5 separate regions of the Homo sapiens genome follow, and all the other regions are linked to region 3. A link is a loop called in an ENCODE intact Hi-C map of the cell type or tissue named here. Cell type or tissue: Caco-2. All regions are shown on one strand. Region 1 overlaps ZNF664-RFLNA (ZNF664-RFLNA readthrough). Region 2 overlaps ZNF664-RFLNA (ZNF664-RFLNA readthrough). Region 3 overlaps ZNF664-RFLNA (ZNF664-RFLNA readthrough). Region 4 overlaps ZNF664-RFLNA (ZNF664-RFLNA readthrough). Region 5 overlaps ZNF664-RFLNA (ZNF664-RFLNA readthrough).

Region 1 (5,000 bases), 110 kb after region 3:
CCCCAGACTCCAGGGCACCGTGGCGTGGTGTGGCCTGGAGTTTTTTCGTGAGGTCGATCCTTCTGGACGGTTCTTTGCCACTCAGGCTAAAATCAGATCCAGAGCTGGCCTCAGTGGCTGATAAATCTTCTTCCCACATCTGCTTGGGTTGACACAACTTGGAGATCCTTTGGGAAGAGAATATGTGGGAGATTGGAGAACTTTGAATGTGGACTGTGTATTAGATGATATTAGAGAGGCTAGAGAGAAAGACAGAGACAGAGAGGGAGGGAGGGAGGGAGAATAAACAGCAAGATGTTAACAATTGTTGACTCTGGGTGGCGCGTGTAGTTGTACGTGTACTACTAACTAAACATTTGCATAATGTTTTCTTTAAAAAGTACTTTTGGGAAAAATACTTTGAAAATACATTTAATGTCTGACATTAAAAATCCTTTGGGATTCTTTTTGGTTTGTTTTCTGAGACAGGGTCTCACTCTGTCACCCAGGCTGGAGTGCAGTGGCACGATCTCAGCTCACTGCAACCTCAACTTCCCTGGCTCAAGTGATCCTCCCAACTCAGCCTCTGAGAAGCTGGGACTACAGGCGCGCGTCACCATGCCTGGCTAATTTTTGTATTTTTTGTAGAAAGAGGGTCTTGTCATGTTGCCCAGGCTGGTCTCAAACTCCTGGGCTCAAGCATTCCGCCCACCTCAGCCTCCCAACGTGCTGCAATTACAGACATGAGCCACAGCACCCTGGCCTGAGTTTTCTTAAAAAGAACCTTGGGCACAGAGAACCTCCTGCTTCCCTGGGCGCAGGCCTGGCGCTGAGGCTGGTGTGGGGAAAGTCGGCCTTGAGAACCAGATTGGGTAGGTGGGGGTGGGTGGAGGGGGAGAGTGGAGGGCAGGCCCGGCCTGCTTCCTGATCTTGTCTGCCCGAGCATATCCAAAATAAAATACCGGGGTGACTCGAGCTAGGACGCCTGTCGGCCTGGACATTGAATAAAGACAGCGGCCTTCTCCACGTTCCTAGGGACCATTTCTCCTTAGACTCCAAGATCGCCCTGCTTCAGAAGTTTTATCTCCATCTAGGGAGTCCGATCCAACGGAGACGGAATTCACTGGAAGGAAGAGGCTGCCCTTCTACAGTCTGAGCTTGGTCAAGTGTGACACTGGCAGGGAACTTGATGTGTGCCAGAGACACGCACATTGTCACATTCAACCCACCCGACCCTCTGAGGGGGGTGCCTTGATTACCCCCACTTACAGATGGGAAAACAGGCCCAGGGAAGGTATTTATTCCTGGAACTCACCTGGACAGGTGAGGCTGGGATTCACCTGTGAGATCCAAAACCAGCCCTCTCGTTGCTGCGTGTTCATCGCAGCCGTAATAACGGTGGCAGACACACTGCAAATGGCTCCTGGCCACCATGGCGGAATCTGGCTGAATGGCCATGGAATATTTTTCCCAGGTTTCCCTGGACCTTCTGAGGGCCTTGCTTAGAATACAGTCTCCTTGAGAACAGAAACAGCACGGGCTCTGCAGAGCAGTCCCCGACTCCAGGCTGGTGCCTGCCCGGTTTGGTTTCCTCCTCCTCTTCCTCCCAGGAGAAGGGAAGGAGCTGGGTTTCCAGCAGGTTTGAGAAAGGCCAGCAGTTTCTCTTTATAAATCACTCTCCTCTCCTGAAGACAAACGGCTTTCTCCTCCTTCTTGTGTTCCTTTGTGATTTTTCTCCATTTTAATGCTGCCACGGTTACTTCTTTTAACCTGGTCTAGCTCGTCTGAAAACATTCTGGGGGGTGTCCGTGTATTATGGGGTAACTTGGAAGTTGCTGCTCATAAATATGTTTCAACTGAGGGCTCCAAAGCCCCCTGGGGATGGCCCTGGCCCTGCCTTACGATCTTGCTGGCCCCCATGTGCCCCAGGGCATGAGACACGGTCGATAAACCTATTCTGAGTCATCTCCCAGCACCTAGCACAGTTCTTCGCATACCACAGGCTCTCAATAAATATTTGTTGAAGGAACAAATTGGCTTGCAGTGCCTGACACTGTAGAAAGAATCATTGGGAGAGTCCCTTGGGTGCCACCCTGGAAACACAGCTCACAAATCTGGGACCATCTGTCAGGCTCCTGGAAGGCCCAGGAAAAAAAAAAAAAGCCATCCATTTTTCCCAAAATAGCACAAACAGGATTTCCTGGAGGGAGCAGAGCGGGGGCGCAGGCTGTGTTTGGAAATGGAAAATGCAGCCTTGCTCGCATGAGTCCTGCTGGGTTGATTTCTGCCAGGAATCCCGCAGGCTCCCCTGCCCTGGGGTGCTTCTTGGCATTCAGCGGTGACTTTAGAGCAGGTGGACACAGGGAAATTGGTGAACTGTTAATCCACCTCAAAGAGTTTAATGTGCATGTTGATAAAACTGTCCTTCACCATGGACAGCCCAAAGGAGTCCCAGGGTCTGCTTGTCTTCGGCCAGTCCCTTCTTCTTCTCCAGGGCCCCTCATGCCTGCTTTCTGCCTGTCTGTCCCCAAGCCTGGCCCTTGCACCAGAGGTTGCACACGTCGGGGAGAGGCGTTACAATGCTTAGACACCCGGGGCTCAAATCCAGGCTCCATCTACCAGGTGTGTGGTCTTGTGCAGGTACCGCTCTGTGCCTCAGTTTCCTCTTCTGTATCATGGAGATGAGTATCTCCTACTCATAATGAGGTCATGGAGGAAATGAATGGAGCTAATAAAATAAAGCATTTAGAATAGCGCCTGCATACTCTGTGCTTGCTAAGCGTGAGCTCCTTGGATTTCTGCAGCCTCTGCATGCAGTTCCTCTGCCCTCCCAGCTCCCATTTCTGCTGAGGGTGTCACCGTCCGCCCACTTGTGTGTCCTGAAGTCTGGGGTCTGCTCACCACCCACATCAGGGCAGTAGTGCATCCGTTTTCCTGGGGGCTGCTGTAGCAAATTACCATAGGATGGGGGGTTCACAGTGGCAGAAACGGATCCTCTCATGGCTCTGGAGGCTGGAGGTCCACAAGCAAGGTGTCTGTAGGGCTGCGCTCCCTCCAGGGGCTTTAGGAGGAGGGTCCTTCCTTTGCCCCTTCCAGCTTCTAAAGGTTCCAGCTTCCTTGGCTGTGTCTGCGTCGCTCTGGTCTTTGCCTCTGTCCTCCCACAGCCTCCTCCTCTGTGTCTCTGTGTCTCCTCCTCTTTCTTTTTTTTTTTCTTTTGTGATGAGGTCTCACTCTGTCACCCAAACCGAAGTGCAGTGGAATAACCACGGCTCACTGCAGCCTTAACTTCCCAGGCTCTAGTGATCCTCCCACCTCGGCCTTCCAAGTAGCTGGGACTACAGGTGTATGCCACCACACCTGGCTAATTTTTTTTTAGTAGAGATGGGGGTCTCACTTTATTGCCCAGGCTGGTCTCGAACTCCTGGGCTCAAGAGAACCTCCTGCCTTGGCCTCCCAAAGTGCTGGGAGTGCCAGGCATGAGCCACGGTGCCTGGCCTCTCTCCTCTCTTGATAAGGACAGTTGTCACTGGGATTAGGGGCCACCCAGATCATTCAGGATAGTCACAGCTTGAGATCCTTAATAACATCAGCAGAGACCTTTTTCCCAAATAAGATCACAGTCACAGCTTCTGGGTGGACGTATTTTTGGGAGGCCATCATTCTACGCATTGTAACCACCGACTTCCATCTCCAGAATGTCCTTGGAACCCATCACCTTCTTTCCATTCCAGAGGACACAGCTCAGGCCTTATCATCTGTCTGAGCCTCTCCCGGAACTCACCACCTCCTCACCCTGTCTCTAATCTGTCCTTCCAAGTCATCCTCCAGATCGCATCAACCTAGAACTGTCTTTCCCGGACAGCAGCTGCTATTCACAAGTGACAGCTGAGCATTTGAAATGTGTCCTGTTGGAATTGAGATGAGCTAAAGTATAAAAGACACACTGGATTTGGCAGACTTAGTATGAAAAAAGAGCAAAATACCCCATCAGCCTTTTCGACATGGATTGTCTACTGAAACAGACGCTATCTTGGATATATTGGGTTAAATATGTATCACTCTCCGATGATCTGTCTGCCAGTGTCAGTTACCTAGACCTGGGTAACAGGCCGCTCCATACACCTAGTGATTTCAAAGAATGAATCGCTCGTGTTTTTGTGGGTTGGCTCAGAGGTTCCTGTGCTGGTTTCACTTGGGTTCACTAAAGTGTCTGTCTTCAGCCAACAATCCCTGGGCTGGAAGATCCGAGATGGCCCCTGGAGAGGGGCCATCTGTACTGGAGAGCACAGATGGCACTGGAGGGCCTGATAGGTGGCTGGTGCCGGCCTTGGTCTCCCCAGTGTGGTCTCCCGGCCTCCAGTCGGCTGGACTGACTTCCTGGCATGGAGGCCTCAGGGTGCAATTCCAAGAAGATGGGAAGCTGCAGACTCTTAAGGCCTGGGCTCTAAGATGATGTCACTTCCACTGCATCCTATTGGTCAAAGCCAGTCACACAGCCAGCCCAGATTCCAGGAAGTAGAGAATAGACTCCACCTCTAGGAAGGAGGAGCAACTAAGCCACACTGCAAAGGGGCCTGCCTATTCTGTGGCCATGGAAGAGTCTTCTGCCCAGCCTTTGACTCCTCTGTCCACACGGGATCAAGCCCACCCTCCCCCCACTCACTCCTTTCTGTGCTAGCCCCCGGCCTACCATGCCCAAGCCGCCTGTGGCCAATACCTGCCTGGCCTCTCCCCATGGAACCCCCAAACTAGGGCCGTCTGGTCAACCCTTCTCATGGACAACAGCCTGGCACCTAAGATGCATTGGCGGGCAAGAACAGAGATGTCTCTCGCCATCCCTCTCGCACCTGCTTTCACCCACTCCCACGCCCCTGCATGCCCAGGCTCTCCCTGTGATTCAGGTATCTGCCCATCATTTTCTCCTCCCCTGGCCCTATCGACACAAATGCACAACACTCCGTGCTCCCTCCTGGCTGCAGAGTAGCCGTCTCTCTTTCAGGGAGACTGGGAGATGGTTGATT
Region 2 (5,000 bases), 120 kb after region 3:
AGGTCCTGCAAGGCCCCAAGATGTCAAGGCAGCACTTGAGATTGTAGATCTTGCAATACGATCAGCAAACTTGTTTTGTAAAGGGTCAAGTAATATTTTAGACCCGGAGAGCCAGGAGACAAAATCAGGCATAATATATAGACCCATATAACATGAGGTAGAACAAATTGACGCCAAATGTTTATTGACAAAATTCAAAATATAGTCATTATAATTGAATATGATGTTTTACAGTCAAAGTCTCCTATTGAGAAGAATGGAATTCTTTTGGGAGCTGAGGAATAACATTTTGCTGAATGGGAGTTTAAAGTTAGTGTCCGATGTTCATGCAAAATTCATCCTTAGCTCACGGGCCGTGCAAAGCAGGCAGTAGCGCAGGCTGGATGTGGCTGGTGGGCTCCTTTGGATAAGTCTTTACCCTATGCTGGGTGCCGCACTAGGCTGCCGGTGGATGAGGCAATCATTTTGTGCTCAGTTATTCATAGTCTGGGTGATAGGGGGACACACAAGTAAACAGCAAGGACAAATCAATATCATCAGGACGTGTTGGCAACTCTGCCAAGGAGATTCTAGTGCCTCTTGGTGATATTGGAGAAGGCTTCCTAAGAAGGACCCCTTAGGAAGGAACTTCGAGATGCAACTGGTGTTTGTACATTTTTGCTGTGTGTGTGTGTGTGATCCACATTTATGCCTTAGGAAGGTCACATTCACGGCTGTTAGAAAGCTGGACTGCAAGAGATGGAGACCAAGAGGGATGCTATTGCAATCACCCTGGGGAGAAATGAGGAAAGCTCGTTCCAAGGGAGAGGTGGTGGAAATGAAAAAGGAAGGTGCGAACAAGAGAGGTTTACAAAGTACAGCCAACAGCAGATGGGTTGCTGGGGCTGTAAGAGCCTCTGAAGCGGACAGAGCAAGAGTCAGAAAAGGAAGAAGCTGAAGCAATGCAGGGAACAGAGAGGCAGAAGCTGTGGCCATCCAGGGTGGGACACCAGGGTCTAAGATTTCAGAGCTGGGCCAAGTCTGGATATTGAGAAGGTCCAGTATGTGGGCTCAGGAAAGAGTCGCTGCGGTAGATTGGAAGGGAGAGTCCTCAAAACAAAAGAAGTCAAGGATATTTGACCTGAAAATATTAGGTGATTGTGTGCGTGTGTGGAAGGAGCTGGGTGTGGGGGAGTTTCTGGGCCAGGCACGGAGCTTGGTCAGGCTTTCCTGTTAGCTGCTGCTGTGTAACAAGCATCCCTGGTTCAGCTTAGTGCTGAAGACAATTTGTTATATATGCAATAGCCCATAACCTAAGAATGGATTTTGTATGAACATTTGGTTATACGGGATACTGGCTTTAAACTCCCATTCAGCAAAATATTATTCCTGAGCTCCCAAAAAGAATTCCGTTCTTCTCAACAATAGATTTTTACTATAAAACATTGTATTCAATTATAATTACTATATTTTGCAATAGCATATGTAATAAATATGTAACAAATTATCTTCTTTGTATTGCTTGTATTGCTGGCCTGAGACACCCTTCTCCAGATTACTGGTGTGACTTTGGCCTTTGCATCTTTACCCAGACGTCCCGGGCGGGGTGCGGGGGGCTTCCTTTAAGCAGTCCCCGCTCTGCCTCTTCCACCGCCACAGCCTCAGCACTCCAGTTGCTTTCTCCCTGCCCCACCGTTTCTTGTTTGCGTTGCCCTTTGTTACCTTCTAACACTTAAGAGAATGTATTTATTAGAGGATTGTTTATTGCTCAGCTTCTTTCACTCCTGGTTCCCTGTTGGTTCCATGAGAACGGGGATCTTTGTCAATTTCATTCACTGATGTATTCCAGTGCCTGGCACCTACCTGGTCCATGCTCAATAAGCCGAGGCTGGCCTCAGACCACCTGTCGCCTGATCAGAGAGGCTGTCTGCGGCCGTCTCCCCAAAGCTGCTCTTCCATTCAAGTCCCTTCTATCTCATTATCCCAATTTATTATCTTCCCAGGGGCACTTATCTAATACCGTTCTTGTTTATTTAATTACTGCTTTACTGCCTGTTCCCGTGGCTGGAATATAAGTGTCATGCTACCAGGAAAAGCTTCTGTCAATGTCCCATCCCTAAAACAGTGCCTGGCACATAGTAGATGCACATTCGGTGTTTTCTGGAAGTGTCTGTCAAATGCCTGGCACTATCAACCTGCTTCCCACTAAACTCTGAGACCCAATTCACCACCACACCTCATGCACAGCCTTGCGTACGCAGCCCTTGGTCAATATTTGCTGAATGATTGGTATTTCCATTTACCTGCCTCAAGATAGAGGGCTAGGTGGAAGGATTTCAAATTCTCTCTTTCAGCACGATGGTTCTTTTGGATCAAGGGAGCCCAAAGGCAGGAATGTGAGGCGCCCAGAGTCCCCTCCTGCCCAGCCGGTCCACAATGTTGCTTTTCACGTCTTCTCTGATGCAGCCGTGTGCCAGCCCTTAGGAGCGGCTGGGCCGGGCCTTCCTATGTGTCAGGGCCCACAGTGGAGCCTTGTTTCCCCTCAGTCCTCTGCGTGAACCGTGCTGGCTGGCTAGAGCCTCCCTGGGTCCTGGCTCCAGCTCTGTGGCAGAGACTTAGAGCCCGTGTCTGCTTTCTGTCTCATTGCAGATTTGTGGGAAGTGATGCGTGAACGTGTGTGATCAGGGAGAGGCTAGATGGCCACAACTCCTGGAAAATGAGTCCTGCTTCTCGTAAGATGCGTGTTCCGGTCTGCAGCCTCGCCCCCCACACACTGGTTATTCCCAATTACCTGTAGAACCTGTTATGTATTCTATCTTCCCATATTCCCCAAACAGCCCCTTTTTTATCCTAGAGATGTCTGACTCAGCAATTAAATTCAGCCAAAAAGCTGCCTCCTCCAGGAAGTCGCCCCTGAATGCCTCCTGCTTATCTGCATTACATATTTTCTCTGACTTTTCAGGGCTTACACTCGTTTGTTTGCTTGTGTCCCACTAGATTATGAGTTCCTGGGGACAGGGCCTGGAATTTCCAGCACCTCGTGGGCCTGAGTGATTGTTTGGGAATGAATGAATAAACAAGTGAGTGAGTGACAGCTCTTATAGCAGCCATATCAGCCGTATATCGTCTTGGAGTCTTGATTTGCCTGTTTGTTCTATGAGGGCTGGCCTGATGGTTTTTCTAAAATCCTTTAGCCCAGCTGTTTTCAGTTGGGTTTTTTTTTTTCTCCTCAGGAGACATTTGTCAGTGGCTGGAGACATGTTTGGGTGTCACAGCTGGGTGAGGGAGCTCTCCTGGCATCTGATGGGTAGAGGCCAGTGATGCTGCTGAGGCTCAGCCCCATAGCAAAGGGCGATCCAGCCCGAATTTCAGCAGTGCCCAGGCTGAGAAACCCTACTAGCCATTTCTATGATGTTTTCCTTTCAGTCTGGGACCCAGGGAGGGAGACTGGTACAAAGAAATAGACAATATCACCAAGTTCTGGGAGTGTACATAGAGGCAGTGAGGACAGAATGGTGACTTCTTTTGTACCTATCAGTATTCTTCATTTTGTGTATAACATTTCCAAGTCCACGAGCTACATGGTACAGACCTCCCCGAGTTATTTCCCAAGGCCAGTGTATCAGTTACATATGCTGTGTAACAAAACATCCCAATACATAATGGCTTGTAGCAATGGCCACTTATTCTTATTCACGAGTCTATTGGTTGGCTGGGCAGTTCTGCTGATGGGGCTGGGTTCAGCTGACCTCCGTGCCTCTATGGGCAGCTGGTGAGTCAGCTGGGGGCTGGTTGGTTCAACGTGGCCTCAGCTGCGACGACTCAGTTCCATGGGGTCTCTTCTCCATGGGAGCTTGTTCCCATGGCACAGGCAGGTGCCTAAGGCTCAGAACTGGGCTACCACCACCTCTCCCATATCCCATTGGCCAAAACAAGTCACATAGCTGGGCCCAAAGCAAGAAATAGACTCTGCCTCCTAAAGGGAGAAGGTGCAAAGTCACTATGAAAAGGAGTGTGGATATAGGGAGGGGTGAGAATTGGGGTCATTTTTGCAATCAATCTGCCCCAGTCAATTAAGTACAGTTTGTTTTGTTCGTTCCCCTCCCAACTCCTGACTTTCCTAATTGTACTCACAGCCTCTGGATGAGCTGAACCACCCTAGAAATTGGCCCTTACATTTCTTCACGCATTTGATGTATTCTGTTAAACGGTGACCTGTGTGATTCTGACTACCATAGCGATATCTGACTCCCTCCCTCCCCAGATGGAGAATCTCACCCACCCAAATAGACAGACAGACAGACAGACAGACAGACAGAAACACACACACACACACACACACACACACACACACACGACATTCCTGCCTGGCTGGCTGCCCAGAAACACATCAAACTGAACCTATCCCTGAACAAACTCCCATCACCATCCACCTCCCTAAGCTTCAGTTTCAGTTTGTGGCCTCACCATCCGCTTACCCAAGCCAGAAATGTCGGCGTCCTCCTCCTCCACATCCAGTCGATACCCAAGCTCTGCCAGTGCTACTTCCCAAATATTTTTTGGACCTAATGCTGCTAAGGTTTGCAAACTCTTCATCTCTCAGTTGGATATAGCAATAGCCTTTTAAATCATGTCCTCCCCTCTTGGATTGTCCCCTCCCCCGTTAAATCAGTAAAGCCATCCTTTATCCTGAGAAACACACCCTGACAGTATTGCTTGATAAGGGGTGAAGACTTCTGTGTTGTTAGATGGAATTACAACCACAAATGTCCGGATCATGCCCCACCCATTACCTCTCCTGTGCACGGGTGTCCCAGAGGAGCTGTGCACCCAGAATTGATATCAGAAGAGGAATTAACACAAAGCTTTATTGTTAGCTGGATCGGGCTAGTAATGAGATCCACAGCTCCATCTCCCCAGGAGAGGGGCCAGAGGTTGGCCTGGGGTTGGGAGAGGAGCTGCAGGTACCCCCTTCTCTATTTTACTCCCTATTTCAACTCTCCAGGGCTCCCTCTGCTCTC
Region 3 (5,000 bases):
AGCGAAGGTGACGTAGGGTTTATTGGGGGGACTTACATACAGGGACGGTCCAGTGGCGGCAGGCTGGCCAGGAGAAGCACTACCATTGTAAAAAGCATGTAGTTGATGTACGATTTTCACTTAGCACCCTCCATCTAGCAACCTCCATACATAAGTAGGCTAAGAATATGGACAGAGAATTGACAAAACAAACATAAACCATGAAAAATATGAAACACACCTTTTGAAAGATCAACCTAAATTGGATTCAAAGAAATGCAAATTAAAATATTTTGTCATCAAATCAGCAAAGAAGAAAATAATATGCAATGCTGTTGCAGTGAACGAGATTCTAGTGGAAGTATGTTTTTTGGCATAAATATATTCAACACATAAACATAAATATTAATGTATATAAATAATATGTAAACATATTATAAACATATACACAATAATTAATTATATATACATATAAATGTATAAATCAATAAATGTCAGAGCAGTGATGAAGACAATAATAATTATGGTAATAATCCCAATCATAAATGTGAACATTTGTTGAGGGCTTACTCACACTACTTGTGACATTTCATATATATTATCTCACTTAATCCTGACAACAACCCCCATTGTCTGAAGTACATACCCAAGCCTTATCGCCTCATACCAAGGATATTGAGGATGCAGACCAGCAAGGAGTGAATTTAAGAGCAGAAGTTTAATAGGCAAAAGAAAGAGGAAAGCTCCCTCGTGCAGAGGAAGGGGTCCTGAACGGGTTTCTGGGTTCCCAGCAAGATGCCATTGGTTTTATAGATGAGCTTGAGGAGGTGGTATCTGATGTACGTAGGATGCAAAAGATTGGTTGGACCAATTCCATTTACATAGCATGCAAAGAAGCCGGCTGTCCCATCCTAATCTGTTTTTATACAGATGTGTTCTCTACCTGGCCAGCGTCATGTTGCCTGTTTGCTTACTGCACGCATGGTGACAAAACAGAAGCCTCCATGTTGGATATGCCTGGGTCCTAGGTGTCAGGCCTCTGAGCCCAAGCTAAGCCATCATATCCCCTGTGACCTGCACGTATACATCCAGATGGCCTGAAGCAACTGAAGATCCACAAAAGAAGGGAAAATAGCCTTAACTGATGACATTCCACCGTTGTGATTTGTTTCTGCCCCACCCTAACTGATCAGCGTACTTTGTAATCTCCCCCACCCTTAAGAAGGTTCTTTATAATTCTCCCCACCCTTGAGAATGTACTTTGTGAGATCCACCCCCTGCCTGCAAAACATTGCTCCTAACTCCACCACCTATCCCCAAACCTCTAAGAACTAGTGATAATCCACCACCCTTTGCTGACTCTCTTTTCGGACTCAGTCTGCCTGCACCCAGGTGAAATAAACAGCCTTGTTGCTCACACAAAGCCTGTTTGGTGGTCTCTTCACATGGACGCGTGAGACACTAGGTAGCCCTTTTCTGTTAGCACAGCTGCTGGCATTCACCTGCGCAAGCTTCCAGCTTGCTTATCTATGTCTGCAGCTTGATTTTTCAGGCTGCCCTTTGTTAGAAAAGAAATGATTTGGGGGCTGCTTTTTATTAAAAAGGAAGCCTTGCCAAGGACTCTCTTACCCTTACTAACTGCCTAAAGAATTTCTTTCTAGCTCCTGTATCAGATGGACTATAATCATCCCCATCTTATAGTGGAAGAGAGAGAGGCAGAGAGCAGTTAAGTAGCTGTGCCGAACCCCGATGGACTCCAGTAGGGATGACATTGTGTCTGAGAGCTGAAGAAGTGACCTGGAGACAGCAAAGGAGACGTAGGGTTTATTGGGGGGACTTACATACAGGGACAGTCCAGTGGCGGCAGGCTGGCCAGGAGAACCACTACCATTTGTGAAAAGCATGTAATTGATATAGCATTTTCACTTAGCACCCTTCACCTAGCAACCTCCATTTAACCCAAACAAAGAGCCTTGACCCCTTGTACAGCTTGCATTCCAAAGGATGGCTGGGGGTTTGGGTGTCCTTCTTAGATAAGGGTTTGGCCACTCCTGGATTCCTTCACTTAAGACTCTGAACTCACATTCTTCTTAGACCACAAGGTTATCAAGGTTATCCTCAGATGATGCTTAAGCGATTGCTGTCAGGTGCATCTGCCACACAGTAGTTTGCCAAAGATCACCCAGTAGCAACGGAATTGGGATTTGAACCAGGCAGTCCTCTGAAGTCTATGCTTTACCGTCTTACCTAAAAAATGTTTATGCCCCTTGGCCTTCTGATTTCACTTCTGGGAGTCTAGCTCAAGGAAGTATTTCTAAAGATTATCAGGCACAAATATGTTCGCAGAACCATTATGCAAGACATCTATTCCATAGATGATTCTGTTGTCCTTAAAAAGGTGTTTATAGCTGGGTGTGGTGGCTCCTATTTGTAATCCCAGCACTTTAGGAGGCCAAGGTGGGAGGATCCCTTGAGGCCAGGAATTCAAGATCAGCCTGGGCAACATAGCAAGACCGCCATCTCCACAAAATATTTTTTAAAAAATTAGCAGGGTGTGGTGACTTGTGCCAGCTACTCAGGAGACTTAGGCAGGAGGACTGCTGGAGTTCAGGAGTTCAAAACTGCAGTGAGCTATGATTGCACCACTGAACTTGATCCTGGGCAACAGAGTGGGACCCTGTCTTTAAAAATATATATTTATGATGAATACAAAACAACATAAAAATATTTTCATGAAATTTTATGTGGTAACAAACTCAGACTTATACCATATAGGATGTCAAACTGCACACTAGCCACACTAATCATAAAACTGAATCTATAAGATATAATATTTTTTGTTTTGGAGATGGGAGTCTCACTCTGTCACCCGGGCTGGAGTGCAGTGGTGCGATCTTGGCTCACTGCAACCTCCACCTTCTAGGTTCAAGCGATTCTCCTGCCTCAGCCTCCTGAGTAGCTGGGATTACAGGCATGCACCACCACTCCTGGCTAATTTTTGTATTCTTAGTAGAAACGGGGTTTCACCATGTTGGTCAGGCTGGTCTTGAACTCCTGACCTCATGATCCACCCACCTCGGCCTCCCAAAGTGCTGGGATTACAGGTGTGACCCACCGCGCCCAGCCCCATAAGATATAATATTAAGTCATAAGAGCTAGATACAAAATTAAATGCACCACATGATTGCATAGGTAAAAGAATCCAACACAACTATGCCTCAAAGAAAGACTGAAAGAAAATCCACCAAAATATTAGCAGTGATCGGGCTTGGGTGGCGAAACAATGGACAATTTTCATTTCTTTTTTGTACTTACTCTGATTTTCCATTTTTTTTTTCATTCACAAACACCATGGCTTTTATAATTAAAAACATTGTTTAACATAAAGGGAAACAAAGTTTGTGTGTGGGGTAGGTTGACGGGGTAGCAGAAAGGGAAAATTCGGCCTGGAGGAAACTGATGGATAGATATTTCTCACTGTGTGGAAATCCAAAGAGGCTGAGAAGTGGGTCTTACTGAAAATATTGCTTCCAGAGCATTTGGGGACTGTGCCACCTGCAAAGGCCTTGGTGTCTTGAGCACTTCACTTTGTAACTGATGGCTCATTGCAATGTCCTGCGGTACTGACTCGGGAGAAGTACCCTGTAGCTGTCTTGCAATTCCCACCCCCCGCCATCATTTCTTTGGGAGGCATCTGGAGTGACTCATTGTCCTTGTCCTAAAATATGACCCTGCCTCTGGGATCCTGAAAGCAGGCACTCTGAGTGCCTGTGTCCCCTCACCGCTGTCACACTGTAGCACGCGTTCCGCGCCACTTGTCTCCTCAGTCCCCTCCTCCCTCGCAGAATTTCTCTCGGAAACCTTACTCTCTAATCACTGATACTGTTGACTGGAGCCCCAGCTCCACCGTCTCCCCTTCTGTGAAGTGTCCTGAGTCACCCCTTCCTTTGCGCTCTCTTAGTCCTTCACCCCCTTTATACTCTACTCATGGCATGCTGAAGTGGGACACACCCCACTGTTCATGCCTGCCCCAGCCATGTCCTCTTCCTGTTTGTTTTGTAGAGCAGACACTCCATAAATACTCATAGCAGAAATGAATAAATGGATGAGTCTTGTTATCACGTTGACGGTGACAATTTTCCGATTGTTCAGAGGCTCCAGAATTGGATGTCTTTCTGATATTGGAAGATCTACTTAGGAGGTATAGCTATGAAGGCTTAGCTCTGTATTAGAAAAATTATTCACCAGATACTTGCTAAAAATGGCAAGGAAAACTTTATTCAAGACTATTGCGATAGGGGTCAAGACTGCTGAAGAAGGCAGAGAGGTTGAGCTCCACTCTGCACACAGCAGGGACAGCAAGGCATTTATAGCGGGAGTGAGGGAGTGAGTAGATGCAACATTACTCAGGGGAGCTTGATTCAACAGCCGGGGTAGGGGGATTCTTGATAAACTGGCTTCATAGGATTCTCACTAAAGGCAGACCAAGGACATAGATAGCAGGGGTGGGGAAAGAAGAACTTGATCAGATATCAAGGGTGGGAGGATTCTTGATAAACTGAGCAGGATTCTTTTGCTAAAACTGGCTTGGGCAGGCCAAGGGCTAGGGGAGGCCCACATCAAGGCCCAGCTGAGAAGAGGACTCAAAGGAACCTGACTAAAGTTTGGTGGAGGAGGGAGTCTCTGTTAGATCCATGGAAGAGGTATGCAGTTTTCACTGTCATGTGCCACTGTTTGCACAGCGTTTGACTGCAAAACCCATGGTGCAGGCATCCTGTCTCTAAGTGCGATTTTTAGACAAGGAAGATGTATCAGTTATTTATGGCCACAGTAATGCTGTGTAACAAATAGCCACAAACCCCCATGGCTTAGAACAACACGTGTATCTAGCTCACGGGTGTGCAGGTCTGTGAGGGCTTCTGCTGGGCTTGGTTATATGCCTGGGGGTTGGCCAACTCTGGGCTGATCTAAGAGGGCACTGCTGGGAAGCTTGAGACAGCTCCGCCTGCTTTATGTATTTT
Region 4 (5,000 bases), 54 kb after region 3:
GGGTGTCAGCACTGGCCCCGGGAGGTCTCCAGGAAGGATCCGGGCCATGTTCCGAGCTACAGGGAACGGAGTAGAAGTGTGAACCAGGCTGAGTGTGGTGGCTCACACGCTTGTAATCCTGGCACTTTGGAGAGGCTGAGGCAGGAGGATCACTTGAGCCCAGGAGTTCCAGACCAGTCTGGGCAACATAGTGAGGCCCCATCTCTACTAAAAATACAAAAGATTAGTCGGGCGTGATGGTGTGTGCCTGTAGTCCCAGCTACTCAGGAGGCTGAGGCAGGAGGATCACCTGAGCCCAGGAAGTTGAGGCTGCAGTGAGCCGTGATTGTGCCACTGCACTCCAGCCTGGGTAACTGGAGTGAGACCCTGTCTCCAAAAAAAAAAAAAATTTTTTTTAATTCATAAATGTGCCACTGCACTCCAGCCTGGGTAACTGGAGTGAGACCCTGTCTCCAAAAAAAAAAAAATTTTTTTTTAATTCATAAATGTACGGATTACACAGTCACTAAAAGTGTCATTGATTCACTATTGTCTCTATTCCAAAGATTAATTATTAAGATTAATAGTTAAGATTAATATGAAGATTAATAATTAAGATTAATTGTGCAATAATAGTATTAAAACCAGAATGATAGGAATGGGAGCACATCTTATGATTTCTACTTTGAAAAAGAGAGGAATTTCATTTGTGGCACAAGAGTAATTTTAAAAAAAACCCCAACAACCTGGGAGCATGCAGGGATGGTTAAAATGAAACGTGGAGTCCAGCGCGCAGGCCACCTGACAAGTATTCCCCCGTTTCCACTTCTCTCTTGCCATGCTTTGGCTTGGCTTCCATCTCTGGGATTTTCTTTCAATTCATTGACTATTCAAAGGGCTTCATTTTCAGGTCATTTTCCACGTAAGACTTTAACCCTTTCTTCTCTCTGCCCATCAGCCTGAAAAGTGCTTCCTTATTGCCTTTCTTTTCTACTGGTATTGGGCTGAATTGTTTAAACTTCAAAAATATGTACATAACATTTAAGAGATTTTTTGTTTGTTTGTTTGAGACGGAGTTTCGCTCTTGTTGCCTAGGCTGGAGTGCAATGGCGCGATCTCGGCTCACTGCAACCTCCGCCTTCCTGGTTCAAGCGATTGTCCTGCCTTAGCCTCCCCAGCAGCTGGGATTACAGGCATGTGCCACCACGGCTGTCTAATTTTGTATTTTTGGTAGAGACGGGGTTTCTCCATGTTGGTCAGGCTGGTTTTGAGCTCCCGACCTCAGGTGATCTGCCCGCCTCGGCTTCCCAATGTGCTGGGATTACAGGCGTGAACCACCACGCCTGGCCAAGAGATTTTTATAAATTACGAAGAACAAAGAAGAAAACAAAATAAACAAAAATGGTCCATATCTCCCATAATCCCTGTTTACATTTTGTTGTTGTTGAGACAGGGTCTTGCTCTGTCGCCCAGGCTGGAGTGCAGTGGTGTGTTGTGGCTTACTGCAACCTCTGCCTCCCAAGCTCGAGCGATTCTCCCACCTCAGCCTCCAGAGTAGCTGGAACTATAGGTTTATGCCTCCATATCTGGCTAATTGTTTTAAAATTTTTTTTGTAGGGACAGGGTTTCACCATGTTGCCCAACCCGACCTCAAACACCTAGGCTTAAGCAATCTGCCTGCCTCGGCCTCCCTAAGTGCTGGGATTACAGGTATGAGCCACCATGCCTGGCCCTGTTTATATTTTTTAAAATCCACTAAAATTTTTAATGCTTGATAATTTGAACAGTGCAGAAAAATCCAACACGGAAAATAAGCTCCTCTCTCCTATTTTTCCTGCAGATTCTGCTTCCTAGGACTGTGTAGATTTAGTAAATTAAAATACAGGATGCCCAGGTGAATTCGAATTTCAGAGGAACAACAAATAATTGTGTAACATAAGTATATCCCATTTAAATAATTTTTTGGTATAAGAATGTCCCATATATTGCATGGGTTATACTTACACTAAAAATTATTCCTGAAAAATTATGGAGAAACACAAGGCTGGCAGCATTGTAGGAAATGGGTTTTTTCTAGATCTAAGGGTTGAATGATACCTGCCACTTGGAATTCATGAAATTACTGGTTGTTGTTGAATCTTATTTCAAACAACAGAATTTGCTTTTTTTTTTTTTTTTTTTTTTGAGGGAGGGTCTCGTTCTGTCACCCAGGCAGGAGTAGTGCAGTGGCGTGATCTTGGCTCACTGTAGCCTTGACCTCCTGGGCTCAAGTGATCTTCCTGCCTATTTTTTTTTTTTTTTTTTTTTTTTTTTGAGACAGAGTCTCGCTTTGTCACCCAGGCTGGAGTTCAGTGGTGTGATCTCAGCTCACTGCAACCTCCGCCTCCCGGGTTCAAGCGATTATTGTGCCTCAGCCTCTGAGTAGCTGGGATTACAGGTGTGTGCCACCATGCCTGGGTAATATTTGTATTTTTAGTAGAGACAGGGTTACACCAATTTGACCAGGCTGGTCTTGAACTCCTGACCTGAGGTGATCCTCTCACCTCGGCCTCCCAAAGTGCTGGGATTACAGGTGTGAGCCACCGCACCTCCCCTGCCTCATTTTTTTGAATTTTTTTTTTTTTTTTTTGTAGAGATGAGGTCTCACTGGATGTTGCCCAGGCTGATCTTGAACTCCTGGGCTTGAGCAATCCTCCCACCTTGGCCTCCCAAAGTGCTGGAATTACAGATGTGAGCCACCATGCCCGGCCAGAATTTGCTTCTTATTTAGTGCTTAAAGAGCTGGTCGATTTAAATTTTCCTCATTACTGGATGTTGATCATGCTGATTTAGTGGACACAGGCAGGAGCTTTTCTCTTCCTTCTGCTGTTAAGCAGGATTCCTCCCAAGCCCAGACGTCTCTGGATCATCTCTGGATGTTAGCTGGAAGTTGGACCTCAGCTGCAAGGTCATTATCATCTCCTCTGATCTTCTGTCCTCGCCCTCTCCGCTTCCAGTGTGGGGCTCAGCATGTGTATTTACTCACCTCGCACTGTTTGTTTTCAGATTGAATCCGTGAGAAGGAAGCAAAGGCCTCTGTGTGTTTACTTTGCCCTGTGAAAGCCAGCCCAGGGGGTCAACTCCCTCTCCCACAGCCAGTGCACCCACCCCCCACCCACACCGCCCCCTCAGAAACCTTGCCCCTTGACAATATTTTCAAACCTTATACATAATCTCAATCCATTTTAATGTTCCAATCCATTACACATACCCATGTGCACAGGGGTGAGAGTCAAAATATTTAACATCTGGGAAGGCCAGGAGGCTGACCCATCAGATCTGGTCTCAAAGCTGAGCTGTGTCCTGGAAGTCCCCTGCTGTGCCAGAATCAACATGAGAGTTTGGGGAGGGGTGCCCCAAGGCAGTAGGGGGGCAGCAGGTGGGCAGCAGCTGTCTAACAACCTGTAAAAATGCATTTTGATCTCTTAACCAGTAGAACTGTAAGGCTGAGCACCAGCTGAATCTCAGCTTTGCATATGTAAGGCTGAAACCAAAGTTTCACAAAACAATACCTACTTTTGAAACCACCTTTGCAAAATTATAACTGAGGAAATGACAACAGTGAAAGAAATCAGACCTAACCGACTCCATCTCGCTTCTAACCTTTAAGCTGTCCTTGTTCATTCCTGGGCATGGGCTGAACAAACTTTGGGATGGAATTCAGTTCATGGTTTGACTCTGACACAGAATTGATAATAGCCGTTTCCGGAAAAGACCCCCTGCTTGCCTGGGGACCAGTCTGCCTTTGCAGGACTAACAAATTAGCTACAAGATGAGAAGTTACAGTTTAGGGGTCATGCAGCCTCTGGCTCCAAGAGTCTAAACCCCCCCAGATTGCTCCTAGGAATAAGATCACTGTTGTAAAACCTAAGATCAGCGCTTGAGATATTTTGCAGAGCCTGCATTCTGATGCACCAGCTAACACCACCCAGACCAGTCATCTGGCTCAGCCAGTTCTGCTATCCCACCCAGGAACAGAAGACAGCAAGAAAAACTCACTTCAAACCCCTGATTCCATCTCCAGTCTGGCCAATCAGCACTCCCCATTTCCCAAGCCTCTACCGGCCAAATTATCTTTAAAAGCTCTGATCCCTGAATGCTCGGAGAGTCTGATTTCAGTAATAATAAAACTCTGGTCTCCCGCACAGCCGGCTCTGTGTGAATTACTCTTTATCCATTGCCATTCCCCTGTCTAGGCACCGGGCAAGGTGAGCCCATTGGGTGGTTAACTTTTACGTCTGTGACACATTCTGAGGTGTTTTGTCTACTTCTGTTTTGTTCTGTTCCATCCTATGCCAACTCATTCTGTCATTAAAAAAAAGAAAAAAGCTGACCAGGCATGGTGGCTCACGCCTGTAATCCCAGCACTTTGGGAGGCTGAGGCGGGCAGATCACCTGAGGTCAGGAGTTCAAGACCAGCCTGGCCAACATGGTAAAACCCCGTCTCAACTAAAAGTACAAAAATTAGGTGGGCATGGTGGTGGGTGCCTGTAGTCTCAGCTACTCAGGAGGCTGAGGCAGGAGAATCGTTTGAACCCAGGAGGCGGAAGTTGCAGTGAGCTGAAATCGCGCCATTGCACTCCAGCCTGGGAGACAGAGCAAGACTGTCTTAAAAAAAAAAAAAAGAAAGAAAAGAAAAGAAAAATAAGAAAGCTAACCTAGACTTGCTAAATTGATTTAATAACCATGAATTGGTCTCGGCCAGTTTGAAACACTGCTGTGATCTGGTAGCTCTCAAACTGCTCAGTGCCTGAGACCTACCTGGGGAAGTCTGCTAGACATGTGGATCCTCCATTCTCATTCTGCTGGCCCAGAGCCTGCATTTTTGAAGACCCCAAAGTGATTCTGATGCAGGTGGTTCAGGAGCGACTCCAGATGGAAGGGTGTTTCCTGGCTGAAAGGCTCTGGTTTGGTTTTTTTCCTAAAAGCACAAGTATAATCATAATCCCAAGTGCTGCATTTTCCTTAGAACTGAACCTGCT
Region 5 (5,000 bases), 160 kb after region 3:
TATTGGTCTTTGTGCAGATGTAGCTCATTTCTCTGGGGTAAACACTGAGTTGAGCAATTGCTGGGTTGCATGGTAAGTTTATGTTTAATTATAAATTCTGCTAGACTATGTTCCAAAGCTCTATCATTTTGCATTCCTGTCTGCAGTATGTGCAAGTTCCACTTGCTCCACATCCTTGCTAACACTTGTTATTGTCAGTCTTTTTAAACTTAGTCATTCTATGGGGTGTGCAGTGATAACTCCCTGTAGTTTTGATTCCTGCATTAACTTTGCAGCACCCTCTATGCTGGCCCTGGGCTCAGCCATGTGACTGGATTTGACCAACAGAATGAGGCAGAAGTGGCTGGGTCAGTTCCACATCTGAGTCTCAAGAGGCCTTGCATGTTTCTGCTTGGTCTCTTGCCCTCTGCTACACTCTTGAGAATGTCTGTGGGCTGGTCTGCTGGAGGGTAAGGGACACATGGAGCAATGCTGAGTGGCCCCAGTTGTCCCAGCAAGACCAACCTAGATCAGCCAATGGTCAGTCTTTCTGTATCTTTCATGACCTTGACACTTTTGAACAATACTGGCCAATTATGTAAAATGTCCCTCAATTTGGTTGTGTCAGATGTTTTTTCATGATTACATTGAGGTTATACAAGAATACCACGGAAGTGATGTCATGTCCTCAATCCATCTTACCAGGGGTGATGTTAACCTTATCACCTTTTCACTGGAGACATTGACCTTTGTTAAGGTGGCATCTGCCAGGTTTCTCTCTGTGTATTTAATAAGTATCTTATGGGGAGATACTTGAGAACTTCCAAATGTCCCCTTTCTCTTCATATTTTTACTTGATGGTTTTAGCATGCATCATTGATTCCTGCCTGCAGTAATTAAGACTGCCATATTTGCTTAATGGTGACTTTCTATTTCATCATCTCTCCTACACACTCATTCATTAGAACTCTACCATCAGGAAGAGCTGTGTGTTCTCCCCATCCTATTTATTAGATCAATCATTTATTCATAGCAGTATGGACTCATGGATACATATTTTATTCTGTGGGCAATACCCGTTACTATCATTATTTGTTTTTCTTGGCTTGAATATTCTCAGATTTGGGCTTTGGGTGCTTCTTGTAGTTTGCCGCAATGCCCTTTTGATGTGATGCTATCATTATTTTTAGTACATCCTTACTTTCCAACAGTATGGGATCATCTTTGTTTTCCCCATCCCAGTCCTGAAAGTAGCCCTTTCTCCAAGTGTTCACTGGTTGCTTGGTTGGAGAATGGTGCATAGGAACCAAGATCTGAGTGCAAGGGTGCTCTTCACTGTTGGGATGTCATTGCTTCTGGGTGTGTTGGAGCCAGCAAATATATATATGTACACTAATTCATGCATGCACACATTTGCATTTATTTATACATCTATCCATCTGCGTGTGTATACGTGTGTGTATATGTGTTACCATGAGTTAATACCAATTACTCTGATTTCAATCCAACACAATGGGTTCTTTCTAATTATTTTTAATTTCTCTCAAAATCACTTCTTCTGGTTCTTCCAGAAAATGAGCTCTTCACCTAGCTTAAGAATGTAGAGATGTCGTGTATGGTTGGGCAGGTTGTTCACTGTCCAAGGGTGTTCCAGCTGAGGAGAGCGATGGGAGCTGAAAGCATCCATGCTCTACTCCCTAAGCTCTGCACTCTAACATGTGCTCTGGGTCCACCAGAGTAAGGGATGCCCTCTTTTCACTTGTGCAAATGCACTGGGTGAGCTAGCAACAGACCTGGTCGACTGCTGTCTCGGGATATTTTTGTGTTTACTTGTGAAACACCCAGGCTTGGGCTGGATTCCCCCAGAGGCAGATTGTGAGCTGAGGATTTGAGTGCGAGGAGTATTTTGGGATGTGATTCCAGGAACCTCCCAGAGAGAAGCAGCGGGGAGTCAGGCAGGAAAGAAAGCATGCGTCAGGGAGCTGGTTACTACTGGGCCACCGAGGCTCCATCCCAGTAAGGAACCCTGGAAGACGGGAGGAACGCACCTTGGAGTTGCTTCCCTAAGGGATCAACTTCAGTTGGTCGCCACTCAAGGCTCCTCCTGAGGGGAGCAGGCACAGAGTCCCTGGCACTTCTGGCCCTGAGTGCCCAGGGGATGAGTGCGTGACATTGACGGCTTCTGCTGTCCTCTGTCTCCTGCTTTCCCCGTGGGATGAACTAGCTTGAGAGGCACAAGATTCCTGAGCAGGCAGAGGGACTCTGTAGGAGTCTCAGAGCTCCTGAGGCTGCACCCTCGCCCTGGAGCCCCATGAAATCTTCAATTTTGGGTTTTATGAGCTTCACAAACCTTCCAGGGGCCTCTCCGGCTCCGGATGGGGTGCGTTGGAGGCCTGGTGCCCACGTGTCTCCTGGGCCCTCCACCTGTGCCCCGCCTGTTTGCACAGTGTGCGTGAGCTGAGCACCTGAGTTTGCTCTTTGAATCAAGTGTTTAACTCACTCACGGTAATAGTGGCTGATAATTCTTGAGCTAACACACCTTCTACTTTGCGGCCTAGCCTTGTTTGCCTTTCAGCCCTGGTTTATTATCTTCCATCGGATGAAGCTTAGGAGCACCAGCGCTGCCTAGGGAAACCCTGGCCCCTCCTTCCCTGGGATCATCTGGGTCCCCCAGGGCTCAGGCTTTACAACCCCTGCTGCTTGGTTACCCACCTCCCACCTGGGGCCCCTGACAGATCAGGGGACAAGCAGATAGAGGGCTCACCAGTGCAGTCCAGTGTATGCTGCCGGGCGGGCCGGAGCAGAGTGAGTCAGATTTGGCTTTTTATAATCATCCAGGTGCCAGGGTGGGCACGCGTCCTGGGTCATCCTTCCAGCGAGGGCTCACATCATAGCCTGTCACCAGCAGTAATTCAGCAGGAGGGTTTAGTTTCCTCCCTATGGGATCAGCGAGGGCAGCTGTCTAAGCCCCAGGCACACTGCCTAGGGCGGACGTGGGGGTGGGGGCCGTCCTCCTAGGGCTGCCCTGCCTCTTGGCAGGTGATCAGCCTTCACCTCCTTGTGTGGTTTAGGGGGGCTGCCTCCTGTCTATGTCAGAGGGCTTCTCAGAAACAGGCACCGCTGTAGGGGCAGCAAGATGACTTCACTTGGAAAATGGAATGTACTTAAACGAGATCAAGCCACCTCGTGGAGAAGCCATTCCCTTCCAATTTGTTTTAATCCTGCTGATTATTGCAAAGAGAAAGACTTAGCCTGGTGCTAATGAGTCTTTAATGCCTCTGAGGACTTCCTAAGTTTTCCTTTTTTTTTCTAAACAAGAAAAGTTAAGCCTCAGGCTGTTCATCCTTCTAGTTGGAATTTAATAACCGTGTTTTGTTTTCATAGAATTTACCTTTGGAGTTGTTTATTCATGGCAGGGCCTCCTGGTTTTCCATTTTGGGGAGTGATAGGAAGTTTTCCATTAAATTAATTTATTGTATATATTTTTTTACAGTGAGTCCTTAATATATTTTGTAGGTAATAGTATGGGTGAGGTTGGCAAACTATGGCCCTGGGCTAAATCTAGTGTATAGCATGTTTTTGTCAATAAAGCTTTATCAACACACAGCCACGCCTGTCATTTGCATATTATATTACTATGGCTGCTTTAATGCAGAGATGAGTAGTTGCATCAGAGATTGTCTGGCCCACAAAACCTGAAATATGGACCATCTGACCCTGTACAGAAAAAGTGTGCTGATCTGTTATATATGGTACATGATTGGTAATAGGTATTATATCAGTGACGTTGACAGAGCAAAAATATGGAAGGTAATATGCAAATAACTAAAGTACCGGAAAATACTTGGCAAATCCCAAGAAACTAAACAGAAATTCCATTGGGAGGGCCTTTGGTAACCACAGAAAATTTCCAGCCTTTCAATTGTGTGCCTGGCTGTTTGCCTGATCACTTTATCACTTTGAGATACTGCACTGATGACTCCATGAGCTGGAATTCACTGTGTTCATATCCTTTCCTGGTTCTGGGAGGATTGTGGTTGGGTACATTGGCGGCATAAATACCCAGTTTCTCCCTCTCTTTTTCTGTCTGGTCAGACTTTAATTTTCTTCTTTAACTTGGGCTCTAGACCTATGTCTGGTTTCCCACGCAGTCCTCTGGTAGCTCTGGTTTCCAGTTAATTCCTTAATTACGGTATCTACCTCCAATTCCGCAAGCATTTCCTGAGCTAAACGCTGAGTTGGAGATAGGCAAGTGAAAGACATGACCTGTCCCCACGGACAGCGCACATCGCAGGGAACTCATCACCAGCACCTCAGGGAGCTCTCATCACTATTGTCATTGCTGCCACCACCAGCAAGAAGAAGCAACTAAGCCCCAGTTGTTATCTACAGTGGACCACTAAACACTTGCCTAAATCACCAGGCCAGCTTAACAAAAGTGGCCCACTAGACAAGAGAGGACAGAAGACCGGGTGCCCTGGCATGTCCGTAGGGCCTCTGTGCTAACCATCCCCCAGGCCAGAAGTGCTCTCCCTTGCTTTCTCATGGCTGGATCTTTCTCAATGTTCCCTTTGCATTTTAAACATACAAAAGACCTTCCCTGCCTACTTGATCTACTAAAGTGCCATGGTTACTTTCTATTACTTTACTCTGTTTAATTTCTCTTGCAGCACTTCTCACTATCTGAAGTGATCTGGTTTGTTGATCAGCTTCTTTATTTCTGTCTTCCCTGATGTGAATACAAGCCCGCAGCCTGTCTGCTCAAGAGCTGTACCCTCAGGGTGTAAAATAGTGGCTGGCACAGTGAGTGTTCACTAAATGCTTGCCAAATGAATACATAAACCCTGTGGGTTTTTGAAAAAGGAACTAACATGCAATACCACCACTTGTGATTCTTCACAGTTAAAAAGGAAAGAGAAGTTTCACCTATGAGTTTTATACAGGGAAAACATGAACAGGTTTGATCAAGAGCCACAACATAAATTATAAAGTCAAAAATTAACATCATTAGAGATTTTTTT

What was found. Hi-C counts contacts between places; a loop is a spot of excess contacts. Peaks named below come from ENCODE experiments on the same cell type or tissue, not always from the same donor. Only the 100,000 strongest peaks of a DNase experiment are listed, where the experiment ranks them.
Region 1: it touches region 3 in a loop (9-fold over the local background); 1 of 110 quality-filtered maps calls a loop at or near these places.
Region 2: a loop joins it to region 3, with 10 times the contacts of the local background. A loop is called at or near these places in 1 of 110 quality-filtered maps.
Region 4: it touches region 3 in a loop (2.5-fold over the local background); 1 of 110 quality-filtered maps calls a loop at or near these places.
Region 5: it touches region 3 in a loop (9-fold over the local background); 1 of 110 quality-filtered maps calls a loop at or near these places.

What each region holds. Positions count from the first base shown.
Region 1 is chr12:124,186,708-124,191,707 of GRCh38, forward strand. The region is part of intron 3 of ZNF664-RFLNA (ZNF664-RFLNA readthrough); the gene reads left to right. Among named protein-coding and RNA genes, the nearest start is that of RFLNA, 110 kb to the right of the region's middle. RefSeq lists enhancers at 890-1,410, 1,411-1,930, 1,931-2,451 and a silencer at 3,676-3,970. In Caco-2, no CTCF peak of the experiment used is centred here; DNase peaks (open chromatin) are centred at 1,964 and 4,464.
Region 2 is chr12:124,192,830-124,197,829 of GRCh38, forward strand. The region is part of intron 3 of ZNF664-RFLNA (ZNF664-RFLNA readthrough); the gene reads left to right. Among named protein-coding and RNA genes, the nearest start is that of RFLNA, 100 kb to the right of the region's middle. In Caco-2, no CTCF peak of the experiment used is centred here; DNase peaks (open chromatin) are centred at 2,232, 2,533 and 2,996.
Region 3 is chr12:124,074,014-124,079,013 of GRCh38, forward strand. All of the region lies in intron 2 of ZNF664-RFLNA (ZNF664-RFLNA readthrough), which reads left to right. Among named protein-coding and RNA genes, the nearest start is that of ZNF664-RFLNA, 100 kb to the left of the region's middle. In Caco-2, no CTCF peak of the experiment used is centred here; DNase peaks (open chromatin) are centred at 1,438, 2,038 and 2,448.
Region 4 is chr12:124,127,871-124,132,870 of GRCh38, forward strand. The region is part of intron 2 of ZNF664-RFLNA (ZNF664-RFLNA readthrough); the gene reads left to right. Among named protein-coding and RNA genes, the nearest start is that of ZNF664-RFLNA, 160 kb to the left of the region's middle. In Caco-2, no CTCF peak of the experiment used is centred here; a DNase peak (open chromatin) is centred at 2,971.
Region 5 is chr12:124,229,667-124,234,666 of GRCh38, forward strand. All of the region lies in intron 3 of ZNF664-RFLNA (ZNF664-RFLNA readthrough), which reads left to right. Among named protein-coding and RNA genes, the nearest start is that of RFLNA, 63 kb to the right of the region's middle. In Caco-2, no CTCF peak of the experiment used is centred here; a DNase peak (open chromatin) is centred at 2,555; H3K4me3 peaks cover 1,179 bases.